Regions from separate parts of the Homo sapiens genome. Here region 1 is linked to region 2. Evidence: read pairs that join two places in POLR2A ChIA-PET (ENCODE). Cell type or tissue: PC-9. All regions are shown on one strand. Each heading gives the region's core, and the rest is flanking DNA. Links, peaks and the distances in the headings are about the cores only.

What was found. ChIA-PET counts read pairs that join two places held together with the same protein. Peaks named below come from ENCODE experiments on the same cell type or tissue, not always from the same donor. Only the 100,000 strongest peaks of a DNase experiment are listed, where the experiment ranks them.
Region 1: POLR2A ChIA-PET joins it to region 2 with 5 read pairs; 3 of 35 experiments call an interaction of 5 or more read pairs at or near these places.

What each region holds. Positions count from the first base shown.
Region 1 is chr20:20,075,103-20,078,016 of GRCh38, reverse strand. CFAP61 (cilia and flagella associated protein 61) reads right to left here. Exons shown (of 27, transcript NM_015585.4): 5 at 2,761-2,828; 6 at 2,402-2,528. Among named protein-coding and RNA genes, the nearest start is that of CFAP61, 24 kb to the right of the region's middle. In PC-9, for the core only: no CTCF peak of the experiment used is centred there; a DNase peak (open chromatin) is centred at 1,446.
Region 2 is chr20:19,765,726-19,768,639 of GRCh38, reverse strand. All of the region lies in intron 1 of RIN2 (Ras and Rab interactor 2), which reads right to left. Among named protein-coding and RNA genes, the nearest start is that of RIN2, 8.9 kb to the right of the region's middle. In PC-9, for the core only: no CTCF peak of the experiment used is centred there; a DNase peak (open chromatin) is centred at 1,339; H3K4me3 peaks cover 329 bases; H3K27ac peaks cover 2,500 bases.

The sequences.
Region 1 (2,914 bases), core at 113-2,612, 310 kb before region 2:
CCCTGCAAAACTGTCTCTTCGGAGAAAATTCTACATTCTGTGGTGAATCCCCTTCCTTTCCAGGCATTTTTCCTGATCCAAGAGAGAATTAACTAAGAGTCAGGCATATTTTTAAGTCTGATAAAAAAGATTTACAATCTATTCTCTCTGAAGCCTGCTACCTGGAGGCCTCATCTGCACAATAAGAACCTCTGTCTCCACAACCCCTATCTTAACCCAGACACTCCCTCATATTGATTCCAGGTCTTTAGATAAACCCTTTCAATCAACTGCCAATCAGAAAATCTTTGAATCCGCCTATGACCTGGAAGGCTCTTCTCTGCTTTGAGTTGTCCTGTCTTTCCAGACTGAACCAATGCACATCTTACATTTATTGATTTGTGTCTTATATCTCCCTAAAATGTATAAAACCAAGCTGTAGCCCAACCACTTCAGGCACATGTTCTCAGGACCTCCTGGGGCTGTGTCAAAGCCCTGGTCACTTGTATTTGGCTCAGAATAAACCTCTTCAAACATTTTACAGAGTCTGACTCTTGCTGTCAACAACCTGGATCTCTGTGACCTGTCGCTGCTAGAATTCCAGCCTGTGTCATGATCTCCATGATCTTGGTTTCTATCTCTATCTGATTCCTATCTCTGTGGATGCTTTTCACCCATTTTGTATATCACAAAAGTGTAATCAGCAGTACTGTATATGCTTTTCTAAGTCTGCCTTCACTCAGCATAAACCTTCTGAGATTGATTCATGCTACTATATGTAAATGGTTCATTCCACTGAATTGCTGAGTAGCATCCACTGTATGGATGTACCACAGTTTATAAGGGTAAACAACATTAACTGGTGGATGGACATTTAGAGGGGTTTTTTTGGGCGGAGGAGCAGTTGTAATGAAGCTGTCTTCATCTCTGTCTGTGCATCCCGCTTCTCAGCTACCAACATGACAGTTAACTGAAGATGAGTCTCTCCCCACCACTTAACTCTAAGCCCCTTTGTCATAATAATATTTAATATTTATTGGGCCCTTACATGTGGCAGGAAGTGTGCTAAGTGCTTGATGTTCATTAGCTCACAATCATCACAATCTTGTGCTGTAGACAATACGCTTACACCCACTGACAGAGGGAACTTACACCCCCGCAGATGTCACGTTCCTTTTGTAAGTTAACCCACCTCGTGAGCAGGAGAGCCAAGATCAGAATCCAGATCTATCCGATGCCAGCATTACAAACTCTTAACAACGATGCCATACCACTGCTACATGCCTGGTAAATCATAGGCTCTTACTTTTATAAAGTTTTTAAAACTTTTAAAATACTTTTCTAAAGAAAGTCAGCATTCCTCAAACACAGCAATGGCTGATCCCAAAAGATACAATTTATTCTTCACTGATAAGCCAAGCAACCACCTCTGTGAGATGATTTCATAATGCACTCTTATTTCCAAACAGCCACTCTACATTGCTCATGGTTTTGTGAGTCAGAACTCTGGCAGGGCTCAGCTGGGCATCCTCACTTGGGGTCTGTCATGTGGCTGCGATCAGATGTCAGCTGTGCTGTAGATATATGGGGCTCTCCTGGGCTGGGTGTCCACAATGGCTCATTCACACCACAGGCAGTGGAAGCTAACTGTCAGCGGGAGCCCAGCTGGGGCTGTCAACCACCCCTCCCCTTGCGAACATGTGGCTTCTCCAGACTTCTTACATATGGCTGGCTTCCTCCAGAGCAAGCATCCTGAGAGAGCCAGGCAGAAGCTTCCCAGCCTCACAAGTCCCAGAGCATCCCTTTGGCCACGGTCTACTGGTCAAAGCAGTCACAACCCACCCAGCTTCAGGAAGAGAGGACGGAGCGCCCAAGGCTTGAAGAGAGGAGTGGCAAAGTCACATCAAAGAGTAGCCTGCGGGGTGGAAAGTAGTGTGGCAGCCATCTTTGGAAAACACTGCCACAGCCATCTCCCTAAGACTGCTGGACTTGGGGCACCTGATGGTAGAGACCTTCAATTTGGAAAACCCCTCTTTGGGGTCAACAGCATCCTCATTCACTGAATGTCAGAAAATAGGTGGGTTTTACCGAGAAAACTGAATAGGCAGGTTCATTTTTAAGCTTGTTTTATTTGAAAGTTATCTTACTGGTGTGGGACCTAGGATTGTGTGTTTTCAGAAACCCCTAAGGAGTCAATGAATAATGTTATAGCCACATAGAACCAAATGAGTATCATCAGATAGTCCTGCAAATAATGTCATTAAGGGGAACTATAAAGATATCCAAATGAAGTAATGCTTATGAGTATTGTAAAAAATTTTGATCTAAGCTATAGTCACTTAGCATTGGTAGTTTAAAGAGTCTTGGGAAGATGACTGTCCCAGTGAAGCTTAGGTCACACAAGGCATGACTCCAACTGTACCTGGCTTTGCGAACGTGCAGCTGAGGATAGTGGCTGTGCCTGTGACATATATGCACTGCAAAGTCTTCCTCATACGTCAGACACGGGATGTTCCCCACTTGGTCAAAAACAGTTATGAGAGTTGAGCCTAAATCACAGAGATAAAGAAACATGTCCTTATTTATCAAGAAATAAATTTGGGATGTCAGAACAAAATGTAGTTTCCATTCTAAATTGTGCTTAATTGTTCTAATAAAATATGCACATGGTACATTGAGGACCTGGAGACCACTCTTATTTCTCATTCCCCAAAGCACCATTCTGGGAGTGAATTTTCAATGTTTGCTACCGGGGACCAGAGGTGGTTGGGCGGGCCTTACCTAGGCTCATGTAGGATGGCACGATGAGAAATATGAAGTGCAGCTCTGGCACTGCCTTATACACGGTTCTGGTGAGGAAAGAGAGGGTGGGGCAGTGTTACTAACAAAGCAATCCCATCAGCTGGCACTTGATGAAGACAAATGCTGTCACTAA
Region 2 (2,914 bases), core at 191-2,690:
CTCTGTCTGCCTGTGTGAGGATGAGAACAGGTATCCCACTCTGGCAAATGCTGCCACGCCCTGTCCCTGTGCCTTCAGAGTCCTAAATCATTTTCATGCACATTTGCAAGCCACAGCCAGCACCTGGGTCCCTGTCAGAGGATGCTCTCTATGGGACTCGCTTTGCCCGCATGCAGAGAGAGCTGGAAGCACTTGGGGCAACCCTTAGTCTGACTGATGCAGGGGTAGAGCGTCTCCAGAAAGCTGGCCTCCGATCTGGCTACTCTTGTGGGGCTCCCACTGTTTCCAGAGCATTCCAGTTTGCACCACTGCTCAGCTTCCTTGCCTCTGGCCCCCTTTCCCCACTCTCCTGTTTTCCTGTGAATATTTCTTCATCCATTTTCCATGAATCCTCACCTCGGGGTCTGCTTCTAGGGAACCTGGTCTGAGACCTTCCCTCATCTCCTGTTATAGACAAGGAGCCTGAGATGCTATTTAGATCAAAACATAGGGAGAGACCAGGCAGAACCTGGTTTGTTTCCCTCACAGACTTTCTCCATCGTGACACACAGTCTGGATCATTGGGACATGACGCTCTCCTAAGTTGTCCTCCACTTGTCCTGCAGGTACAGTTCTTGCCTCCCTCCCTGGACTGAAGCCCTCAGAGGGTCTGGGTCACATCCTCCGTCTCTCTCCATGTTTCGCAGGAGACTTGCATTGATTTTTTTTTTTTTTTTTGAGACAGTTTTGCTCTGTTGCCCAGGCTGGAGTGCAGTGGCGTGATCTCGGCTCCCTGCAACCTCTGCCTCTCAGGTTCAAGTGATTCTCCTACCTCAGCCTCCTGAGTAGCTGGGATTATGGGCACCTGCCACCACGCCCAGCTAATTTTTGTATTTTTAGTAGAGACAGGGTTTCGCCATGTTGGCCAGGCTGGTCTCGAACTCCTGACCTCAGGTGATCCACCCGCCTTAGCCCCCACAAAGTCCTGGGATTACAGGAGTGAGCCACCACGCCTGGCCAGGAGCCTCGCATTCTAAGTGGTGCCATAATGAACTCGCAGGAGCTCAGAAAACAGTACCCCAAAATGAGGGCCTCAGAAGCAAAAGTCATTCTCTGACCTCCTGCCCTCTGGTCTCTCAGTCCCATCCTCCCTGAGGCTAGCCAGAGAAACTAGAATTCTCCTTCAAAGTGGGTCATAGGACCCATAACCTCTTTTCCCCAGAGCCAGCCACAAAACCTAAACTTACTGCTGTAACTTTCCCTCCACCATTCTGTGTAAAAACTGGCCATAAAGAAACTGTCTGACCTACTGTGACTAACTATAGGTCATAAGAGCATTCCGGAGAGGGTCAGCTCCATACCTGGAAGAAAGGAATGCTGCTCAGAGAGACCAGGAGGAATCTAGACAGACAGGCCTTGCTGGATCTCCCCAAGCAGTCTGTTCGCACTCAATCAGACTGTTTGTCCAGTCACATTTCTACACGGCTGTCCATATTTGTTGAACCTAAACATAAACACAATTTCCCCTGTATTTTGGGTCTTCATTCTGAAGGCTCCTCTGTAGACACGTTAAGTAAATCTGTATGCCTTTTCCCCAATTAACCTGCCTTTTCTGAGTTGATTTTACAGCAAACCTTCAGCAGGTGAAGGAGAACTTTTCCCTTGGCCCCTACAAACTCCACGTTCCTTCCCTAGGTGCTCCAAGCCTCTCTTGTTTCTCACTCTTTTTTTTCTTTTTTTTTTTTTTCTGAGATGGAGTCTCACGCTATTGCCCAGGCTGGAGTGCAGTGGCGCGATCTCAGCTCACTGCAACCTCCGCCTCCCGGGTTCAAGCAATTCTCTTGCCTCAATCTCCCGAGTAGCAGGTGCGTGCCACAACGCCCAGCTAATTTTTGCATTTGTAGTAGAGATGGGGTTTCACCATATTGGCCAGGGTGGTCTTGAACTCCTGACTTCAAGTGATCTGCCTGCCTCAGCCTCTCAAAGTGCTGGGATTACAGGTGTGAGCCATCACACCCAGCTTATTTCTCACTCTTTGTACTTGCCGCTCCTGCCTGGAACCCACGTGTTATTAGTTAACACTGATGATTCCATCCACCGTAGCTTAGACATCTCTTCCATTGTGAATCCTTTTCTGATGCCCAGGAAAGGATGAAGTACCCCTTCTGTATGCAACCACATTGCCCTTGAATAGAAAGTGGTCTGGGAACCAACCTTGAATCTGCCCTTTCCTAGCCCTGTTCTTTGAAATGACTCTACCTCTGATCCCAACGTCCCATGGAAGCACAGTTTAAAAGAGGGAGAGTGCCTAAGCTGATACTAAAGTGTAGTAGGTTATTTGTATTATTTAGATCATATATGTGGTCTAAGGTCATCCTGTAAACTGTTTAGGGAAAGACATTAGCTGCAAATATTGGGGAAAACTAGGGTATGAGGTGTGCCCAGAGACAGTGTTTGTCATACGAAACACACACCATCTGTTAAGGCAGGAATCCCGGAATACAGAGAGGATGGGTGGGTGCCCCATCCATGACAGATGGCCAGGAGCAGCCTCCCACCATGAGGGAAGGACAGGGAGCTGTCTGACTGTCACTTCAGACATCAGACCTCACAGGACTGAGGGGATAAGAAGCTTTGAAGAAGCCACCCTAATAAAGCGCCTCCGTCAACCTAGGAGGACCATTCTCCCCATCTGTGCCTGGTCCATCCCACTGGCTGTCCCTCCTTCCCTCCCTCCCTCTGTAGCCTCCTTTTCTCACAAGCCATGAAACCTTCCAAAGGGTCTTGCCATCCATGAGGATGAAGTCACCTTCCTTCAACAACATTAGTCTAGCAGAGAGCCAGAGGAATCTCCTAAACCCACCCCATCCCACCCCCAAGATCCCTGTGCTTACTTCATAAAAGGAAGAGGGATAAATGCCTTTTCTAAAAAGAC